Regions from separate parts of the Homo sapiens genome. Here region 1 is linked to region 2. A link is a contact called in ENCODE Hi-C data. All regions are on one chromosome and are shown on one strand. The core of a region is the stretch at or near the end of the contact, and the rest is flanking DNA. Distances in the headings are between cores, read along the strand shown. Region 1 has its middle 240 kb from the start of P2RY1. Region 2 holds the start of P2RY12 (purinergic receptor P2Y12).

Evidence for each region. A loop is a pair of places that touch in the nucleus more often than their neighbours do. Pooled maps may share reads with other maps.
Region 1: a pooled map shows a loop between it and region 2 (4-fold over the local background). The contact joins the enhancer-like site here to the promoter of P2RY12 in region 2. A Hi-C loop is called at or near these places in 3 of 37 single-sample maps with no recorded cell type and 2 of 50 pooled maps.

Annotation. Positions count from the first base shown.
Region 1 is chr3:152,593,156-152,597,444 of GRCh38, reverse strand. No RefSeq gene overlaps it. Among named protein-coding and RNA genes, the nearest start is that of P2RY1, 240 kb to the left of the region's middle. RefSeq lists enhancers at 1-609, 973-1,072. Within about 2 kb of position 1,269, at least 18 of the 41 ENCODE cell types and tissues checked have a DNase peak (open chromatin) inside an H3K27ac peak, as active enhancers do.
Region 2 is chr3:151,383,422-151,388,089 of GRCh38, reverse strand. P2RY12 (purinergic receptor P2Y12) reads left to right here and starts at 3,337. Exons shown (of 3, transcript NM_022788.5): 1 at 3,337-3,398. It overlaps MED12L (mediator complex subunit 12L), which reads right to left. Exons shown (of 45, transcript NM_001393769.1): 34 at 4,202-4,311; 35 at 3,872-4,007; 36 at 2,899-3,060; 37 at 1-280.

The DNA of each region.
Region 1 (4,289 bases), core at 20-2,519, 1.2 Mb before region 2:
CCGAGTCATGGCACCAAATTTCATGCACGTCCGTGTGAAGAGACCACCAAACAGGCTTTGTGTGAGCAATAAAGCTGTTCATTTCACCTGGGTGCAGGCGGGCTGAGTCCGAAAAGAGAGTCAGCGAAGGGAGATGGGTTGGGGCCGTTTTATAAGATTTGGGTAGGTAAAGGAAAATTATAGTCAAAGGGGTTGTTCTCTGGTGGGCAGGAGTGGGGGTCACAAGGTGCTCAGTAGGGGAGCTTTTGAGCCAGGATGAGCCAGGAGAAGGAATTTCACAAGATAATGTCATCCATTAAGCCAGGAACAGGCCATTTTCACTTCTTTTGTGGTGGAATGTCATCAGTTAAGGCAGGAACTGGCCATCTGGATGTGTACATGCAGGTTACGGGGGATATGATGGCTTAGCTTAGGCTCAGAGGCCTGACACCTACTGTTCCATATTCAGATGCTGATCTGTTCTTTATATGAAGTTGCTCCCAGGGTGTCAAAGTAAGGGAACCAGCTCCTGTAAAACTCAATCTGCAGATGATTCTCAAACACAAAACCCTTGCAAGTCTTCCTCTGCCAGCTCAGAGACAGTTACAGTTTCAGGAGAGCCATGTAGGATGATTCTTTGGTTTATCAGAAAATAGTTAAGCCATTTGTATTGATAGAGCAGGCATCATGCCAGTTGAAACATTCTTACACAACCCAGCCACTCTGGATGATTTGTACATCTTGGATCCAGGCACAATAAGCAGCTTAACTTGGAGCTGAGAAATGAAAACAAAGGATGTGGTCTCGCTGTGGCTCCCTGACCTCAGGGATCTGTATGGTTTCCATGATTATAAATTATCTAAGAAGAAGTTGAGTTCTAGGTCCAGAGAAATTATTCCGAGCAGCAGGAATATACTGACTAAACTGATGCACCAAAATGTCAGATAGTTCCTCTGGTTTTGTTTCTTTTTAAATGTTGTTGTTGTTAGGGTTATTTTTCCCTCCACAAGTCACTTTTTGGCTTGGCAAAAATGAACTGCAGACTGTAGAATATCAAGGAAGTGAGATCTGAGTCTTCCAGCTGTGTTGCTTTAAAGGATTCAATTAGAGCACAAATGAGCTCCACGCACATATTTGGGCAGTGCAAAGTTCACTCTCAGGGGGTGGGACCTTGCTAAAAGAACTCATTCTGCTTTGGCTGATAAGAAAATGTGCTTCCTGTTTCTCTTCAAGGACAAGAAACTTAAAGTAAAATTTTAGCCAGCATCAGAGAGCTATGACACTTTCACTTCCTAACTTGAGACTTAGGACTTGCTGTTTGAAAAGCTACATTTGAGAGAAAGAGCTCGAATCTTTGGCTTCTTCCATCTTGCTATGAAGAAAAGGAAAGAGATTTGTGGTCTCCATTCTCTCCCTGACACCAGACTAAAAGATTCCTTGGAATAATCAGAACTGAGAAATATATTATACTTTATTCACTTAACCCTAGATCAATTATATTACCTCTTTTCTTTCTTTCTTTCTTTCTTTCTTTCTTTCTTTCTTTCTTTCTTTCTTTCTTTCTCTCTCTTTCTTTCTTCTTTCTCTTAGTATTTTTTAAATAATTTATTATTATTATTATAATTTGAAACAGGGTCTCACTTTGTCACCCAGGCTGGAGTGCAGTGCCATAAGCCTAGCTCACTGTACCCTCAACCCTCTGGGATCAAGCAATCCTCCCACCTCCACCTCAGCCTCCTGAGTAGATGAGTAGCTGGGACTACACATGTGTGCCACCACACCCAGCTAATTTGTAAAAATTTTGTAGAGACAGGGTCACACTGTGTTGCTCAAGCTGGTCTCAAACTCCTGGAATCAAGCAATCCCCCCACCTCAGCCTCCCAAAGTGCTGGAATTACAAACATAAGCCACTGTACCTGGTCTGTGTTACCATTTTCATAGTAAAATATTTTTACCACAAAGCTAATTTATCACTAAATATACTCTGTTCTCTTATAATGAACATGTGTCATTCTTTTTGTATGCCCAGCATACATCTTGCTTTTTTTGTGTAAGGAATTTTCTACCTTATGAGTGTGGGTGGGAAACAGTGACCTCTTCTTGTAAATTTGTTTGAGTTCATTGTAGATTCTGGATATTAGCCCTTTGTCAGATGAGTAGGTTGCGAAAATTTTCTCCCATGTTGTAGGTTGCCTGTTCACTCTGATGGTAGTTTCTTTTGCTGTGCAGAAGCTCTTTAGTTTAATTAGATCCCATTTGTCAATTTTGTCTTTTGTTGCCATTGCTTTTGGTGTTTTGGACATGAAGTCCTTGCCCACGCCTATGTCCTGAATGGTAATGCCTAGGTTTTCTTCTAGGGTTTTTATGGTTTTAGGTTTAACGTTTAAATCTTTAATCCATCTTGAATTGATTTTTGTATAAGGTGTAAGGAAGGGATCCAGTTTCAGCTTTCTACATATGGCTAGCCAGTTTTCCCAGCACCATTTATTAAATAGGGAATCCTTTCCCCATTGCTTGTTTTTCTCAGGTTTGTCAAAGATCAGATAGTTGTAGATATGCGGCATTATTTCTGAGGGCTCTGTTCTGTTCCATTGATCTATATCTCTGTTTTGGTACCAGTACCATGCTGTTTGGGAAAAAAACAAACAACCCCATCAAAAAGTGGGCGAAGGACATGAACAGACACTTCTCAAAAGAAGACATTTATGCAGCCAAAAAACACATGAAGAAATGCTCATCATCACTGGCCATCAGAGAAATGCAAATCAAAACCACTATGAGATATCATCTCACACCAGTTAGAATGGCAATCATTAAAAAGTCAGGAAACAACAGGTGCTGGAGAGGATGCGGAGAAATAGGAACACTTTTACACTGTTGGTGGGACTGTAAACTAGTTCAACCATTGTGGAAGTCAGTGTGGCGATTCCTCAGGGATCTAGAACTAGAAATACCATTTGACCCAGCCATCCCATTACTGGGTATATACCCAAATGAGTATAAATCATGCTGCTATAAAGACACATGCACACGTATGTTTATTGCGGCACTATTCACAATAGCAAAGACTTGGAACCAACCCAAATGTCCAACAATGATAGACTGGATGAAGAAAATGTGGCACATATACACCATGGAATACTATGCAGCCATAAAAAATGATGAGTTCATATCCTTTGTAGGGACATGGATGAAATTGGAAACCATCATTCTCAGTAAACTATTGCAAGAACAAAAAACCAAACACCGCATATTCTCACTCATAGGTGGGAATTGAACAATGAGATCACATGGACACAGGAAGGGGAATATCACACTCTGGGGACTGTGGTGGGGTCGGGGGAGGGGGGAGGGATAGCATTGGGAGATATACCTAATGCTAGATGACACATTAGTGGGTGCAGCGCACCAGCATGGCACATGTATACATATGTAACTAACCTGCACAATGTGCACATGTACCCTAAAACTTAGAGTATAATAAAAAAAAAAAAAAAAAAAAAAAAAAAAAAAAAAAAACAGTGACCTCTTTCCATAAAAAGTCTAGGAAAATTGCTTGAAGAGAGGACACAGGCATGTGTCTTTGGTTTTGCCAATTAGATGCTCTCTTGGAGGATGTGGATTTGAGAACTGATGATGCAAAGACCTATCCTTTGGGTTAGGGTGGCAAGAGCTCTAGTCAGCATCTGGCACTATGAGTATCTGCAGTATAAGCCTCAAAATCTGTGCCTGGAAACAGTGACATCAGTGTCTCTATAAGACCAGCCCTACTAGGCTTTATGTTGGGCAATACAAAGTTGGACTTGGTTCTTGGTGAAAGTCTCCAAGCCAATTATCTGGCCCACTTGGGAATAAATGATAATTCTGCTTAAATAAACCAAATTTCTGTTGCTTGCAACAAAAACCCTGACTGATTCACTCTGTCAGCTTAATTTCCTTCCCTGGCTTCTCTTTTCCCCTCTTCCTTTCCCTTCTTTCCTCTTCCTGCTTCTTTTTCCTTTCCTCCCTCTTCCTTCTCCCCCTTTTCCTTTCCTATTTCCCTTTGCTTTCTTCCTCCTCCTCCTCTTCCTCTTCTTTCACTCTCTTCTCCTCCTTCTCCCCATCTCTCTCCTTCCCTCCTCATTCTTTTTTTCTCCTTCTAATCCTTGTCTTAGTTCTTCTCTCTCCATTCTCCTTACTTTCACTCTCTCCTCCACATTATTTTAGTTCTATTTTCAAGTATTGACACTCCTACCCTGAAAGAAATAAAAAACTCTAAACTTCCATTTTGTAGTTGATGAAACTGAGACCTAACATGTTTAAACAAATTA
Region 2 (4,668 bases), core at 2,088-4,587:
ACAGCTCAGCGGACTTCCTTTCTGGTTCCTGAGAAACTGGAGATGTGGGCTCTTCCTCTTCCTCCTCAGGAGGCAGGGGCAGTGGCTGGAGGTAGTAACTGCGGGGCTTGGGCATGGGGTGTGTGTGATACAGCAGGAGGTGATGCTGCTCCTCGTACTTGATCACTCTTCGGTCCACTCGGACTGTCCCAAACCAGGCCCAGGACAAAGGAGCTGGGTTCTTCTGACCCTCAAACAAGTCCCACGGGGACACCTTCTGCTTCGTAGAGACCTGGAGACCCTGTGGGAAAATAGCGCTCTAAGATAGCACACTCAGATCTTTTCCTTATTCATAGGCCAGGCTTGTATGGGACATGGAGTCAGAGAACACTTTGGCTGGCATGAGCCCTAGAGAACCCGAGAATACAGCAGAGAGGGTTACACAGCTACATCACCGGAGAGCAGTGGCTAGAATTCAGACCTTTGTAAGCCCGGTTCTACAGTTCTTTAACCACATGATGCTCTGTTTAGGCAACAGAGGCAGTCTAGCATATTTTATTGTTAATGTGTATTTCCTCTTTTTGCTAAAAAAATTCTAAAAATTTGTTGCTAAAAATTCTAACACTGCAAAGTTAATCTTACTAAATTATAACCAGTTCTAAATCTCTGTAATCTATTTATAATTTTGAAGATAATATCAAATTTAAGAGTCAAGTTATAGTCAACCTGTAATTGGGTTAGTATTAACTTCAATCCAAATCTGCATGAACTTGGTTCAATATGTGGGCCCTGTACTTAATAAGCCATACTCTGAATATAATATTATTATTAGAGAATTAAATTGTAGCAGCAGGAATAAGTAAAGTCTTTCAACTCAAGCTTATATTTACTGACTCTAGAAAAAAAAAAACGGTTACCCTCTTTTTATTCTTAACATTAATTGGTGACATCTCTTGGCACTTGCCTTAAAATGTCAATTTAAAAATATTTTTCCTTAAATGGCCCCCAAATAACTACTCAGTCATTCCCTAAGATGTAAGTGTTACTGTTGTTATCTATATGCATTCTTTTATGAGTAGCTTCATCTAAAACTAAGGTTCAGGCCAGGCACAGTGGCTCGTGTCTGTAATCCCAACACTTGGTGAGGCTGAGGCGGGTGGGATCACCTGAGGTAAGGACTTTGAGACCAGCCTGGCCAACATGGTGAAACCCCGTCTCTACTAAGAATACAAAAAAAGGCTAGGTGTGGTGGCTCACACCTGTAATCTCAGCAATTTGGGAGGCTGAGGCAGGTGGATCACGAGGTCAGGAGTTCAAGACCAGCCTGGCCAAGATGGTGAAACTCCGTCTCCACTAAAAATACAAAAATTAGCCAGGCATGATGGCAGGCACCTGTAATCTCAGCTACTCAGGAGGCTGAGGCAGAGAATTGCTTGAACCCGGGAGGTGGAGGTTGCAGTGAGCCGAGATCACGCCACTGCACTCCAGCCTGGGTGACAGAGCAAGACTCTGTCTTGAAAAAAAAAAAAAAACAAAGACAAAAACAAAAAAAAATTAGCTGGGCCTGGTGGTGCATGTCTGTAATCCCAGGTACTCAGGAGGCTGAGACAGGAGAATCGTTTGAACCCGAGAGACAGAGGTTGCAGTGAGCAAAGATCGCACTACTGCACTCCAGCCTGGGCGACAGAGCGAGATTCCATCTCAAAAAATATAAATAAACAAAGTAAAACAAAATAAAACCAAGGTTCAATTGCCACCTGTAAATTGACTGTTTCCTAATATTTGTCTTGAGATGAGAACTTTTTCCTTGGTGTAAAAACCACACATCCAAATGGATTCCAGATGTCTTACTACCAGGAAGTCCGCTGACACTGCAAACTCAAACTTGACCATGACTTTAGCTTTTTTTCTTTACACAAACTGGTATTAGATTCTCAGGCTACTCTAAATTCCCTGGTAAATCTGATTCTTTCATGTCTTCATATAAACTCTCCCTTTATTTGTACCACAATTTTCCCTACCTCCCAGCTAACTCTTAATCCTTCAAAATGACTCGTGTCAATTTTCCTGGGGACCCTCTATTCTATCCCCTAATACTCTCTCTGTACCATGTCACACAAATCTCATTACACTGTAATTGTCTGTCTACTTCCCCCTTGAGGGTAGGAACTCTGTCTTTCATCTTGGTGATTGTGGAATGTCGGTGGTTGCTTACTGTTCATTAAAAGAGTAACTGACCAATTTTCTCATATTTTAGAGAACCATCTTTAATATCTTATATAAAACAAATGTCCATTAAATACTGCTTGATAGGAATAGAGAATATCCTAACAATTAAAATAATTTTTATTTGAAATAGCTTACTACAGGAAGGTTTTTTTTTTTTTTTCCCCCCCCAGAGACAGGGTCTCACTTTGTTGCCCAGGCTAGGGTGTAGTGGCTATTCACAGGCATGAGCCTAGCACATTGCAGCCTTAAACTCCTGGCTTCAAGCAATCCTCCTGCCTCAGCCTCCCAAGTAGCTGGAACTAAAGACATGTGCCACCATGCTCAGCTTACAAGAAATTTTTCATTGATAAATATATTCTGCTTCTAAATCTGAAGTATAATCAGAACTTATTTATGCAATTTTTTTTTTACACTAAGCTTTTACTTAGTTTTCTCTTGGTAGGTTTCCAAAAATTTACTTAAATTCAGGGAAACATTTTAAGTCCTTTAAACATATAAAACGTAGATCTTCAAAGATATGACCTCTTTATATGATAATGCCAATGACTAAGTACACTTAGAAGACAAGCATATGCCTTAAAAACATCAACAGCAAAATTAATATATTTTATATATCCTATGGTAAGACAAAAAAAAGTATTTCATCTTTTGTAAATAAATTTATATATAAGAAAAAACATTCACTCTTGCCTGTTTTTTATCTATAGAGTCAAATCCAGCAATTTTGTTTCCTTTTGTGTCAATCAAGGAACCCATAGGTTCACAAGTGATGACATCACATGTCTGTTTCGGCAAAGGTAGTAACTGTCGAACTTTGTCAATACTTTCTGATCGCTTGTCTCCTAGCTCTTTCTAAAGAAAAAAGAGAGAGAGAGAGAGTGAGAAGTGGGACAGAAATTACAATGAAGGCAAAAGTTAACCAGAAGGAAGTTCCCCTATGAAACATTTCCCTTTTTATAGCTTAGCGCATGTTCTTTAACCCTGAACATGTTCTACAAGGCAGTTCCAAATAGAGCAATGAGTGTTTCATTTCTTCTATTTAAGTAGAAAATAGAACACATACAAAGGCACTGTTGTTACACAACAAACATCATAGTGCTGAAATGACAAAAATCCAGGGTAGTGATCACAATCAGAAGACAGGAGCTGCAGAACAGAACACTTTCTCATGTCCAGGGTCAGATTACAAGGTAACCATTGATTTATTTGATTGGTAATGCATCAGATTTATTTGGTTTCTTTTTTGCACTGTTTTCTTACAATTTTTTTTTAAAGGAGTCTGTTAGTGGTCGGTCAAATGAATCGATTTATAAATTTCAATGCAGATGGCTATTTTTTCAATTACACGTGCCAGTCCAAGCATAGAGTTATCCTAAATCTATCTAATGTTAGTATTCTGGTTATATATTTAACAGTGGATTTCTAAAGTTCTTTAAAAAATTAAACATGTTTTATAATGTAATTGTTTTCAATAAAAAATAATCAAGGTTATGTGCATGTAACTTCTGGGTACTAATAAGGTTAGGTGAAACAAATAGCAAATAATCACATTAAATTAAGTTGAATACAATTAATAACATTTAATGAGTAATAAATTAAAATGCACTAGATAATAAATCCATAAACAACTTGAGCTCATAATACAGGCTGATCTCAAACTTACTTTCAGTTTCTTTACTAAATTCATGTATGCACGCTTGTTCTCTTCAGATCCCCCAGGGGATGCATTTGATAGGTCAGAGGCTAACGTTCCATTGATTAAAACACCCAGCATGTCAAGAACTGTTGTGAATAATTCACTAAGAAAGAAAATAATTATTTTCATCTTAAAGTGAAACTGAAATACACTTATTTAACTGAGTATTTTTATTCAAGGCACAGAATTTTTAATAGCATCCAAGTAAATAAGATGTGGCAGAAATCGCCATCAGTATATCAAAGCTTATACCATGCATACATGTAGCAAAATCAATGTGAAGTGATAAAAACATACTTGTTAGTGTGCATGTCAACAGTTCCTGAAGTAATGATCTGAAGGAGTAGCAGGGCCCAGTCTGTAGTCCACTGGGTGCTCCTCTGCACCGTGTCAAACATTCCTCCTACCTAGCAGACAAAATACAGTAAGATATTTGCATTCTGTAAAACAGAAAGAACACCCCATTGCTTTATGTTATCAAATTTTGATTGTTTTTTATTTAAAAAAACAAGGGATGCTCTAGTTTATAGATTACCTTATCTTTTCTCTTTTACCTACATGTTTATCACTATTTTTAGTTCTTTCAGCACAGTTCAGTCATTCAAACATTAACTAAAATGAAGAAGGGACGTGAGTATCTGAATGTGGGCACCAATAAACTTAGCTTTCTTTTGTTCCAAATCTTTTATGATGTCCAGTTTTATGATGCAATTATAGTTGAATTAAACCTGAATAATGTCAAAGTCATGTAATCCAATTATCTG